Regions from separate parts of the Mus musculus genome. Here region 1 is linked to region 2. A link is a contact called in ENCODE Hi-C or POLR2A ChIA-PET data. All regions are on one chromosome and are shown on one strand. Each heading gives the region's core, a stretch centred on a gene start or an enhancer-like site at or near the end of the contact. The rest is flanking DNA. Distances are from core to core; before and after follow the strand shown.

Region 1 (6,652 bases), core at 186-2,685, 200 kb after region 2:
GCCTGAGGCCCGCAGACACCCAGGAGTCTGGCTGAGTCCGCGCTGAGCTCGGGCGCGTAGACAGTGGCGTGCACCGCACATAGAGCACAAACCGCCGCTGCGTTTTGCCTTTCCGAAGTTCGGTGCAAACCACCGGCGCAATTAATAATCACGCCTTTAATAAAGGCCAGGCTAGCATCCAGGCTGCCCCCTCATTTGACATCGCCTCCCTTAATTAAAAGACACCGAGCAAAGCTCCAGGGAATTATTCGCATTCTTTTTCCCGGCGCTGCTCCGCGGAGACCCTGTCGCCGCCATCCCCCAGCAAAGACCCGCAACTTACTCCGAAACGGGCGGACCCGAGATCTGGAGGTCCACTTCCCGTCTTTGCTCTCCCTGGAGTGCGACTCTCCACGGTGGTGGAGCCCCCTTCTCCGCCTGCCGACCCCCTCCACAGCACCGAAAGAAGTTTCTAACCTGACTGGCCAAGAGTTCTCCTTGCGCCTTTAGAGCCCAGAGGAGACTAAATTAGGGAGGGGAGCGCCGGCGGAGAAGGGTTAATTTACTTTTCATAGACACGAGTAAGCAGCGTTATTGCAACAGCCCATCCCCTCCCCACACAGGCGCTCGGATAGAAAAAGACGAGCTGGGTGGCGGGGAGCCCAGAGAGAAGACTAGCTACTCTACTTCTTAAAGATGCTGCACCCGGCGCGCACACACACCCCTCTTCCGCGGCTCCAGCCCTCCTTTAGTAGCAGCCGCCACCAGATAACTTTGCGTCCGAACCTCGGCTAGGAGGCTCCGAGTGACTCCCTGGTCCGGGGAGAACTGGCACCGTCGCCGAAGCCTTTTCAAAATGAAAGCACCCTGGCGAAACTGCGGCGCTTCCGTCCCCGCCCGCCGCCCCGGCGCTCCCCGCTCGCCTTACCCGGGCTCGGAGCAGCTTCCCGGAGCGAGCCCCGAGAGGCCGGAGACCGCCACCCTCTGGCTGGTGCTGGGTGGGCGCACGGGCCGCAGGGTTGAGAGCTGGAGACTCCTGCCCCGCGCCGCCGCTGCGGTGGCCACCCTCAGATCTGGGCTGGGGAACCCTCGGGCCGCCGGGGGGCCCGCCCGCAGCCGTCCCGGAGACGCGGGCCAGGGAAGGGGGCCAACCGCGCGGCTTGCATGGCCCTCCCGGGCCGATCGGGAGGTCGCTGTTAACAAGTGCAAACTTTTGGGGCCCCCTGGGCAGCCAGGGGAGAACCTGCACGCGCGCCCCACTCAGCCCCTGGCCTGGGTGGGCTTCGCCGCTGCTGGTCCAGGCGCCTGAACATCCCCCTGGCGCGGCGCCGGCCAGATGGCGGGGCGCCTCACCGCCCCCCTGCACTCCGCTCCAAGTTAATGCCGAGGCTAAATCCTCTTGCCATCACTCACGGTCACCATCGGGGCTTTTATCTCCCGGTCTGATCCGGGCTGCGTAACTTCCTCTGTGTGGCTTTAACACACCATCCCACCACGGAGCAACGGTCTTCTTAAAGGTGCAGGAAGGAAATACTGCGAGGCTCCGGGGACGAGCTCGGCCCGGGGAGGGGCGCGGCGAACAGGGGTGTCCCGGCGGGCCCGCGGCCAGGGTGGCCCCAGCAGGCGGCCGCCGGAGTGAGCCTGCTGTGGGGGGTCGCTGCCTACACATCGCCTGTCGGCCCGAGGACCAACCGGTCCCTGAGCTCGGGGTGCATCCTCAGCGGACTCGGGTCAGGCACAGCGGAGCTGCATCTCCCTTCTTCCCAACTGTGGGGCCTGACTCGGTGCCAGCGCCCAGGGGTGTGGGGGCTGCCCCATCGGCACCAGGGAGGGGGCCAAGTGAGTCAGCCCCCACCCCCCACAGCCAGGGCTCTAGGCTGCTGCTCCTCGGTTTCTGTCTCTTTCTCTCTGTGTGAAGCGCTGCCACCCAGAAGGCCCTGAGCAGTGGGTAAAGGGGTGGGTGGGTGGATTTGGGGAGCTGGGGAGGGGGAGCGCTCTGAGCGCACAACCAAAGCATGAATACCAGCTGACACATCGCCGCCTCCAGCCTGATGGGCCCTGCTTTTGACGGAGAAGCCAAGCCAGCTCTGCAGGGAGCGCAGAGTAGGGGGGCAGGAGGGCCTTTGCTAAGGAGCTCTCTGCCTTCCTGGGGCAGGCCTGGGAGGACCACGTGGGAGGACTCCAGCAGATGCCGGGCAGAGGCCACTGAGTTGACTGCCCTAGGACAGCCCTGTGCTCTCTTCAGCCCCCTGGAGGCTTCCTGCCAGGCTGTGTGCAGGCTGTAAGAGTGCTTCCTGGTATTCCCAGGGGCGCTTTGTGGGTCTTTTGGGGGTGCTCCTGGTCCCCTTTGGGTGGGTTCTTGCTGCAGTATTTACGGAGATGTCATTTGGATGCATCAAGAACAAAGGACCTAGAGGGGGTGGGGTGGGGGGAGAGAGAGAGAGAGAGAGAGAGAGAGAGAGGGAGAGAGAGAGAGAGAGAGGGAGAGGGAGAGAGAGAGAGAGACTGGTCCAAGGTCACAGAGGGTGTCACTAGGTTGGCTTGTACCTCAGCCCCCACCCCACTGCCTCCACTCACACCCACTTTAACCCTTCCCTACTCCCAACATCTCCCCCTAAATCTTAACAGAGGGTTGTTCTGTTGGTTATAACATTTGGAATTTTGTGACAAAGCAAGCAGGAAATGAAGAATTAAAGATTGTCATTGGTAATAATGATGATGATAATAATAACAAACAATTTATAGAGTGCCTTTCATGTCAGACTGCATGCAAAGTGGCCTGTGTGCACTGGTCCCTAGTTCTTCCCCAAGCTGTGTGACTTAACCTCAACTTGGAGTTTAGAGACCTTAAGTGGCTTGGCCAAGGTCATGCAACTAAGTAAGATTTTGGTTTGGGAGATGGATCTTCATGTTCTTAATTGGATGCTCCCCCACTGACTGGCTTGCTGGATTATTTGTGGCATGACACAAGTTCTTTCAGAGCCTCAGTTTCCCTGTCTGTCGAGTGTGACTGGCAAGACCTTTCTTTTCTGAGTGCCAACTTGAACACATCCTCAGATTTCAAAGAAGGGCCACCCCACCAAGCTGTCCAGGAAAGCAGATGCAGGCCAATGTCCTCTCCCCTAATACACACATATTCCTATCCTGGCCTCAGTGTCTCCAACCAGAGGGAACTCCTTGGAGGAAGCAGGCAGACCACAGCCTCTCAGATTGTAAGCATTTGTGCCTCAGGCAACAGTGAAGGGCACACTGTGGGGCTTCTGCCCAGGGTGAGTGATGACCCTGTAGGCCTTTGGCCTGCTGTCTCCCCCAGGCAGGGCCATCAATCCCCAGCAGTGCCCTGCTGTTACATCATACAGTGTCTGGATGCCTTCAACAAGGCATGGAGAAGGATGCTTTTAACTTCCAGTTCAGATGACCCGGGACCCTGGGCTGGCTCTACTGAGTTTCAGGATGGCTCTTGTGACCCACGCATGCAAAGATGCTGCCGCGACAATCACAGCACGGGAGAGAGACTGGGCTTTCTTGGCCCCTCACCTAACTAGCCGTGTGCATTTGAGGAGAACTTTTCTTGCTCTTAGCCTCAGTTTCCCCGTCAGTGTGAAAAGGGGATTTATCTGGGAGTGCAGCCCCTGCTTTTCCATCCTGAACTGACTGAATTCCACAGCAGCCTCCAGGAAAAGACATTCCTTTCAAAGAACAATAAAGTGCCCAGGAATGAATAGGATTCCAGCCATGTAGAGGGACCAGGTGGCCCGGCCCCGTTCATTTCTAAACTGCATTAAGGTGCCTTCTGACAAATGACCTTTCACTGGCAGAGAAAGGCAGCTGAGCACCAGAGGCAGAAAAGTGTTAATGAACACCCCCACCAGAATCACCGATAGCTCCCTCTCTAACGCGGCCTAATCATCTTCATTGGTGGGACTCTGGCCCTCACTGTTCTGTTGTAATTCAAAGTGTGTGTGTGTGTGTGTGTGTGTGTGTGTGTGTGTGTGTGTGTGTGTGTGAAAATCTGTTACTGAAAAGCATTCTTGAGCAATGCAGCAATGTGGTACAGGCCTTTATTTTTTAAAAGAGATGTGTGTCTGAGCATGTATGTGTGTGCATATGCTTGTGTCACATACGTATAGAGAAAGACTATACAAAGGCTTTGGAGACATATATCAAGCCATAAGCCGGGGAGATGGGAGATGGGACAGGCTTTGTCGTAGATATCTTCCCAATGCCTTCCAAATCCTTTGCTATCAGGAAATAAACAACAGGATCAAGGAGTAACAGGAAATTATAAAGTCACATGCAAATGAAAATGAGCTCTGCAGTGAGAGGTGACAGATGAGGTCCAGCCCTCCTGGGATCCCAACACAGACAGACAGAAGGAGGGACAGATCAAGTGAACGCATACTACCAAAGGAAGTGAGCCTTGAGCTCTGAGCTGCCCACACATTCTGGCCACACCCACAGTAGCTGCACTCTCTGTGCCAGACCAAAATTCAGATTCTTAAGAAACCCTTGTCCCTTTGACCTTGATCAGTCGAGATATAGAAGAATTGGTGGCAGCTGCCTGGGACACATCTGGGACCATTTAGGGGTTTGGAGACATCCCAGGGTCTCCGATCTCTGCAGCCCATGTTGGTGTGTGAGATGAAGAGCGGGACTCACTCCCAAGGCATTCCCTAAGGTGAAGACTCCAGGCAGCAGCAGCAACTGCAAGCTGCATTCAGCTCCTCCCTGCCCGTTCTCAGCTGTAATCTCTAGATCATACTCCCATTAATTATTATTACCGTATTAATCATACATGTGATTAATTCAGTAATGGTGATTCATAATTGATTGCATTTTATATGGCGCCTTTCATCCACACATCTCCCAAGATGTGCACAGCCTACAACAAGACTCACATAGAGCAGGACGTGTTCTTAGCTCGTCTGCATTTTGTTGAATAAACTTCTCTTCACAGAGGCAGGGGGCTAACAGTCTCTGGGCAGACTGGGCTTGCCAGCCCTAGCTCCTGGCCCATCTCTCTGAGCAAAGGCATCCTGCCTTACCTGGTGTTGGCTGTGTTCTGGGAGTCCTGTAGACTCTAGTCCTTTGGCAGGCAAGTCCATATGAGACCCCAGACGCTGAGCCAGACCAGCTTTCCTCTCCAGAAAGCAACGCTACAAAGAGGCTCTGGGTCGGGGCTCTAGAGCTAGGCTCTCTGCTAGTGAGCGGTGTAACCTTGAGCAAGCTGCTTCCTTCCTGCCTCAATTTGCCTAAATCGCAGTGGCTGGCATTAATAATAGCCTCTCTCTCTGGACAGCTCTACTGTGAAACAATATGGAACTAAACCAATTAAATACCTCGAGCCTACCGTGTAGGAACCTTAAGCTGTGGCAGATCTGTAACTAGACTTTTCTTCCTTTTTCTGGGCCTCAATTTTCTCAGCATTAAAATGGGATGATGAGGGTCAGAGAGATGGTCCAGCAGTTATGAGAAGAGTACAACTCTTACAGAGGACCCGAGTTTGGTCCTGAGAGGTAGCTCACAATCACCTATAACTCCAGGTCCAGGGAAATGCAGTGCCCTAGTGCCCTCTTCTAGCCTCTGTAGGAACCTGCACCACACACACACACACACACACACACACACACACACACACACACACACACACACACACACACACGGATGGTAGGTTGGCTTCAGCGATTTCTTCAATGAGCAGCAACAACAGTGGCAGCCAGGATTTTGAGGACTCAGAATCTGGTATGCTGGGCTCTTGATCCTCTTTACTATTTTCTGGTTCTGTGACCTTGAGCCAAGGACACATCTTGTCCAGTCTTAGGCATCCAAAGACTTAAGCTTGGTGTAAGGATTTAATGAGCAAATACTTGAAACCTTTGGCTTCTAGAAAGCGATTAGCACCCGGCAGATGTGTGATACTTTACTGATGGTAGTCTCCCCCACCCCCATTATTTAAAGGAGAGCACCGAGCTTAAAGACTCAATCTTGGGTTGTTCAGTCAGGGCAGGGTCTCATTGGAACCCTGGGTTCTCTGATATTTGGTCTTGGCTGAATGTTTATTATTCTAGTACTCTCTTTCAGTAGCTTGTGAGGAAGCTCAAATGGCAGTCTCTAATTGCAAGCAAAGCATACAGAGGCCTGGCGAGGCACGGTGCCTCCTGTGGAGCTCATACCAAAGGAGCCCTTGGTCAGCTCAGAACAGGCTGTGAGTGGATTCGAACAGGCCCAGTTGCTTGCCTTTGGCACTGGTCTCTTTCCCCAGAGTGTCTGGTCAGGATCCCTGTAATGGGGAAGGGGTCAGAATGTAACCTTCCCAAACTCCAGGCAGCATGACAGCGTGGTAGAGAGAGGAGACCAGTGAAGCCCAGACCAGGAGGAAGAGCCTAAGGCCCCTGTGGAGAAGTTGCTGGATTCCTTCCAGAATGATGAAGCTCAGACATGCCCTGTCCCCCTCCATCCCCACACCATCCCAGGGACGAGCAGAAAGCCAGGGTTCCTTGGCAGCAGCAAATCTTGCCTGTGAAGCCTCACTGGTGGGAACAGTGAGGCTCACTTTCGTGAGCCTGGAGTTGGGGATCCACTGGGGTCCTGGGACAGGATGCACAGAGCCCCTCTATCAGAGAGCAGGTGACTGTCTGACCTTTCCAGGTTGTACCTGAGAAGGCATCTCTGA
Region 2 (6,200 bases), core at 307-2,806:
ATGTTGGACTTGATGCACCAGGGCAGGGAGATACGGAGGGGGGACTGCCCTCTCAGAGGGGAGGGGAAGAGAGAGGAACTCTTCGAGGGAGGACAGGGGTCGGGAGAGGGCAGCATTTGGGAGATAGATAGATAGATAGATAGATAGATAAAAGCACTGTTGGAATTTTATCAGGACACCCATTGATAGGCACTGATAGGCCTTGATTTCCTCCTTGGCCTAAGGCAGTGAATTCCAACTCTCTGTCCCAGGTACCTGCTAAGATCAGGAATCCAAGAAGTAAGCAAAACTTGTTCCACTGTGGAAACATCTCAGAGGGGCCAGTGCTAAGGATGCTGCTTCATGGGTTCCCTGTATCTAGCTTCTGTCCTCCTGGGAGCATTAATTAGCCCAGAAAGGTCTAACAATATAGGTCTGCCTATAGTCAAAGAACCCATCAGCATGCCCATACCTCTATGGAACCTGGAAACCGAGGTCAATTTTTAGAAGCACACTGCCCTCTAGCGGCACAAGATAAATTTGCGCCACTAAACTTCAACTTTACTTTTTCGGTCTCCCGGCGCCTAAAGAGGCAGAGCCACGGCCACGTGTAGGTTTTTTTTGGGTTTTGTTTTTGTTTTTGTTTTTCGAGACAGGGTTTTTCTATAGCCCTGGCTGTCCTGGAGCTCACTTTGTAGACCAGGCTGGTATCGAACTCAAAAATCCGCCTGCCTCTGCCTCCCAAGTGCTGGGATTAAAGGCGTGCCCCACCACGCCCGGCCCAAGTGTAGTTTTTAGCCAGACAGGAAAACAGACAAAAGTGCGGAGGACCAGCACCGAAAGGGAAAGTGATCTGTCTATAAACGCTGCTCCCACGCAAGTGCCAGCCACGCCTCCTAGAGGGCTTTGAATCTCACACCCCCAGCACACTTAAGATGGTGTTGTGATACTTTCCCGACAGTCAGTCCCAGAGCACCTGCTGCATAGTAGACCAGAGGTGCTGGGGAAGATGGATCTTGGGTGGCAAGGGCATGGATGGGTGCCTGAGACCTGTCTGTCACCCTGTGGGTACGAGCCCGGTAGAGATTGCCCTATCCATAGTCTTTCCCAGTAGTGGGGAAAGACCCCGCTAACGTGTGCCACTTGAGGACACTGAGGTTCCTGGACTGGCTACGACTGCAGAGGGTCCAGGAGGCCTGTTTCACCCAGAGCAAGTTTCCTACACTGCGCCCAAACCCTGGGCCCCGGGTCCCGAGAGTTCAGCAGCTGGAACCCATCGGCGGCGTCGGTGCCCGCGGAGGGGATGATCGTGCCCAGGCGCTCACCTTGACGATGAGCGGGTTCTGAAACATGGAGTCACGCACGACCCCCAGCCTTTCGTTCTCCATGCCCGTACGGATGTCGACCACCGTCAGCGGCCGTCGGGGCGGCGGGCAGATCTGGCTGACCGTGCGATGCACGGGCTGCTTCTTCTTTTTCCATGCCGTGAGGTCTTTCCCGGGTTTCGCCGGATCAGGCATCCCAGGGGCCTCCGGGATTAGACCTTGGCTGCAAAGCCCACAGAGTTCTGCGCTGTCTGAGGACTCCAGCCCCGAGCGAGCGCGCGCTCCGGGCTGCACCACGGGGACCCTGGGGTGCACCTCGCGGCAAGGCAGGCTCCGGAGCAGAGCGCGCCCACCTGCGGAGCCTCTGTCCAAAGCTTAAACCCCGCCAGTTCTTCGGAGTGATTTGGGCACCTCGCAGCAGACTGAGAGAGGGAAGAGTGTCTACACTACCCCTTTCGGAAAAATGGAACGTCCCGTCTCCTTGGTGACAAGACGCCAACAGCTCAAGAGCTTCCGGTTTTCTTTCTAGAAATTCTTAGCAACCACAGAGACCTTTTAGACCTGTCTCAAATCAACATAGAAAAACCCAAGAATCAAATCTAGGTTGTGTTAAAAGAGAAGAGGTTTTAGAGGATCACTTATCCTTGGCTTCCACCCTCTAACTACCCTACTCTAGTTACAGTTCCCTCCCAAGGGAATCTTTTCTTCTTCTTCTTCTTCTTCTTCCTTCTTCTTCTTCTTCTTCTTCTTCTTCTTCTTCTTCTTCTTCTTCTTCTTCTTCTTCTTCTTCTTCCTTCTTCTTCTTCTTCTTCTTCTTCTTCTTCTTCTTCTTCTCCTCCTCCTCCTCCTCCTCCTCCTCCTTCTCCTTCTTCTTCTTTTCTTCTTCTTTTCTCCTTTTCTTCTTCTTTTCTTCTTTTCTTCTTCTTTTCTCCTTCTTTTCTTCTTCTTTTCTCCTTTTTTCTTCTTCTCTTCTTTTCTCCTTCTTTTCTTCTTCTTCTCTTCTTCTTTTCTTCTTCTTTTCTCCTTCTTTTCTTCTCTTCTTCTTTTCTCCTTCTTTTCTTCTTCTCTTCTTCTTCTCTTCCTCCTCCTCCTCCTCTTCTTTCTCCTCCTCCTTCTCCTCCTCCTTCTTCTTCCTTCCTTTCTTCTTCTTCTTTTCTCCTTCTTTTCTTCTTCTCTTCTTCTTCTCTTCCTCCTCCTCCTCCTCTTCTTTCTCCTCCTCCTTCTCCTCCTCCTTCTTCTTCCTTCCTTTCTTCTTCTTCTTCTTCTTCTTCTTCTTCTTCTTCTTCTTCCTCCTCCTCCTTCTTCCTTCTTCCTTCTTCTTCTTCTTCTTCTTCTTCTTCTTCTTCTTCTTCTCTCTCTCTCTCTCTCTCTCTCTCTCTCTCTCTCTGGGATATGGTACTAACACAGTCGTACTGCAATAGAAATATGCATTCTTAGGCTTGAGGTCAATGCTAATTCAGTGGGTGGTCCCAAGCCAGTTTCCCTGTTGGACACTTCCTCCCACCTCGAAAGAAAAAAAAAATATGGATTAGATCAATAGTGTCTGACTCTGGAATCAAATGGAGGGAAACTGAAAAAGATCATCAGGTTTGGTTCACTGAGTAAGAATATCTGAAAATAAGGCCGGGGAGATGGCTCGGGGTGTGAAGGCACCTGCCTCTAAGCCTGACAACCCAGTTTGTTTCTCAGGACCCATATGGTGAAAAGAGATCCCACCCATTCCAAGTTGTCCCCCGAATTGCACGAGAATGCTGTGGCACACATGAACACACACACATACCAAATAAACAAATATAAAGACCCAGTTGGAAATGGCATCTGAGATTATCCTTAAGGATCTATTAACCTACAACACAATTTTTTTTTAATTAAAAAAAATTCAATCCTACCAGAAAGTCAAAAATTGGGGGGGGGGCAGGGGGACAAGAAAAATGGTTCAGGACTGAGGAAGACTTGCTGTTCTTGCCAAGGACCTGGGTTCAATTCCCAGTACCCAGTTAATGCATCACAACCATCAGTAATCCTGGCCTCCAAGAGGCACCAGGTGCATACATGCCATACAAAGATATACGAAAGAAAATACTCATATGCATGTCATTTTAACTGAATACAGTGGATTCAATAAAAACCTGAGGATGTTGCCCATATTTACAATCCTTTGGATGGTTCTAAAGGCATACAGTCCATTGTGGCAGGCAGGCATGGTGGCTGGAAAAGTTTGCTGACACCTCACATCCTGAACTCCCCAATCATGCAGGATGAAGGGAGGGAGGGGACAGGAGGGAGAGGGAAAGAACACTGGGAATAGCAGGAGGCTTTTAAACCCCAGTGAGTGGCCTACTTCATCTAGGCCTACACCTCTAGACCTCTCCAAACATCATCACCAACTGGAAGGCAAGTGTTTAAATAGGTGAGGCTATTCTCATTCAAACTGCTGGAAACCCTAAAGACTTCACCCTGCATAAAGGGCATTTTCTTTTGAGGGTATTTTTCTTAAAACATTTAATAATTTTGTGCATGTGTATAATGAGCTTTGTTCATATCTTTTCCTTCTCCCTCTCCCCAATTGCTGAACTCCCTCTTCTTGTCAGCAAGTCCCTCTTCCACTTTCAGATCTTATTTTGTGCCCCACTGAATTCAATTAGGGTTGCTGACCTAAGCATGGGTGGGGGTGACTGACACTAAGGCATAAAGTCCTCCTGGTCCCCAACAACCATTAACTGTCAAGGGCACTTTCGGACAGGGCCAGGTCCTCACTATGTCTACTGATTATGAGAGCTATGTAGCCCTAACTGGCTTGGAACTCACAGTGTAAGCCAAACTGGCCTGGAACTCAGAGATCCATTTGCCTCTGATGCCTGAGTGCCCCACTAAACAAACGTGTGTGTAATGATGCTTTGAGTGTCCAGAGCTCCTTTATAAAAACTTTTTAAAGACTTCTTTATGTGTATGAGTATTTTGCCTGCACATGTGTTTATGTACCTATGTCTTGTCTGAAGCCTGCAGAAGTCAGAAGAGGTTGTTGGATCCCATGGAACTGGAGTTATGGATGGTTGTGAGCTACCATGTGGGTGCTGGGTCCCCTGCAAGGGCAAACAAGTGTTCTTGTTTTTCTTCTTCTTAGATTTATTTATTATTATAAATAAGTGCACTGTGGCTGTCTTCAGACGCACCAGAAGAGGGCATCAGATCTCATTATGGATGGTTGTGAGCCACTATGTGGTTGCTGAAATTTGAACACAGGACCTTCAGAAGAGCAGTCAGTACTCTTACCTGCTGAACCATCTTGCCAGCCCCAAACAAGTGTTCTTAACCAATAAGCTGTCTCTCCTGCTCCATGTCCATGGATTTTAATGTGGTACAGTAATGATGTCTATTATGCAGACATATGAAAAATAAGAATTCTTTTTAGAGGCTCAATGGTTATTGGTTGCTCTTCCAGAGGACCTGGGTTCAATTCCCAGTACCCACATGGCAGCTCACAACAACTGTCTATAGCTCCAATTCCAGGGGATCTGACACCTTCACAAACACACATGCAGGCAAAACACCAATGCACATTAAATTTATAAAATTTTGAAAAAGAAAGAATTCTTTCTGTGAAATGCTTTATTTTATTGTACTCATATGGGTTTTGGCCTACAGGAAAGTCTATGCCCCACATATATGCAGTATATGTGAGTTCACTGATCCATCTTCAGCACTAAATGCAAAAACACCCACTTCCACAAGGCCCTGAGTTCATCATGGAGCAAGACACACTGATAACCAATCTGAACTCTGAATGTCAAGGCTTTACCGACCAGCAGTGGACACTGTCAGTACCAAAGCAGACAGCGCAAACTTCCAGCTGCTCAGACAAGCCTGACTCGGTGTGTTTGCTTACAGTTTTTCCAGATTGCTTCACTATGTAACCCAAACCTGTGATCCTCCTGCCTCAGCATTACAAATGCTGGAATTACAGGCATTTGTTACTACAGCTGGCAAATTGTGCATTTTTTTAAAGATTTACTTTTTTTTTATTTAATTTTATTTTTTTTTAGGTATTTTCCTCAAGATTTACTTTTTTAATGTATATAAGTGTTTTGCCTGCACATGATATGCATGTCTACCATATGTATACACCCAGTGCCCGAGAGGTCAGAGGAGGGCATTGGAGCCCATCCCCTGGAACTGGACTTATGGACAGCTGTAAGCCACCTCATAGGTGCTGGGAACTGAACCTGGGTCCTCTGGAAAAGCAGTAAGTGCTCTTAACCACTAAACCATCTCTCCAGCCCATTTTAATCAAAGGTGCTTAGTAGCTCACACAGAGGAACCCACAGTAGTTTGAAGAAAAGAAGAATAGTAGAGGGGAAAGCATGGATTGGAACCCTGGACCAGATAGATCATCTTACCAAAAGCCTCAAATTTTCCCACTACAAGAAGGGACTGAGGGCTGGTGAAATGGCTCAGTGGGTAAGAGCACCCGACTGCTCTTCCGAAGGTCCGAAGTTCAAATCCCAGCAACCACATGGTGGCTCACAACCATCTGTAACATGACCTGACGCCCTCTTCTGGAGTGTCTGGAGACAGCTACAGTGTACTTACTTACATATAATAAATAAATAAATCTTTAAAAAAAAAGAAGGGACTGAGACAGTATTACCTAATACAGATACCCACAACATAGGATTGTTGTAAGAGTCAAGAAGACAGCTTTTAGGCTGCTATACGGCTCAGTTGGTAGAGTGCTTGTTCAGCATGCATCAGTCCCTGGCACAGCATAAAACCTGGTATGATGGTACCTGCCTGTTATCTCAGTACTGAAAGTAGAGGCAAAGGAATGAGAAGTCCATGGTGAGTTTGAAGGCACCCTAGGCTACATGAGACCCTGTCTCAAATAAACAAGAGAAA

What was found. Hi-C counts contacts between places; a loop is a spot of excess contacts on that map. ChIA-PET counts read pairs that join two places held with the same protein, here RNA polymerase II (POLR2A).
Region 1: a loop to region 2 is called in a map of v-Abl transformed pro-B cells, with 2.6 times the contacts of the local background. The contact joins the promoter of 6530402F18Rik here to the promoter of Cfap77 in region 2. A Hi-C loop is called at or near these places in 1 of 37 maps with a recorded cell type or tissue (v-Abl transformed pro-B cells). POLR2A ChIA-PET finds 5 or more read pairs at or near these places in 1 of 5 experiments (embryonic stem cell).

Annotation. Positions count from the first base shown.
Region 1 is chr2:29,251,558-29,258,209 of GRCm38, forward strand. 6530402F18Rik (RIKEN cDNA 6530402F18 gene) reads right to left here and starts at 1,436. Exons shown (of 2, transcript NR_029460.1): 1 at 908-1,436.
Region 2 is chr2:29,053,510-29,059,709 of GRCm38, forward strand. Cfap77 (cilia and flagella associated protein 77) reads right to left here and starts at 1,557. Exons shown (of 6, transcript NM_001166705.1): 1 at 1,305-1,557. The coding sequence starts at 1,499.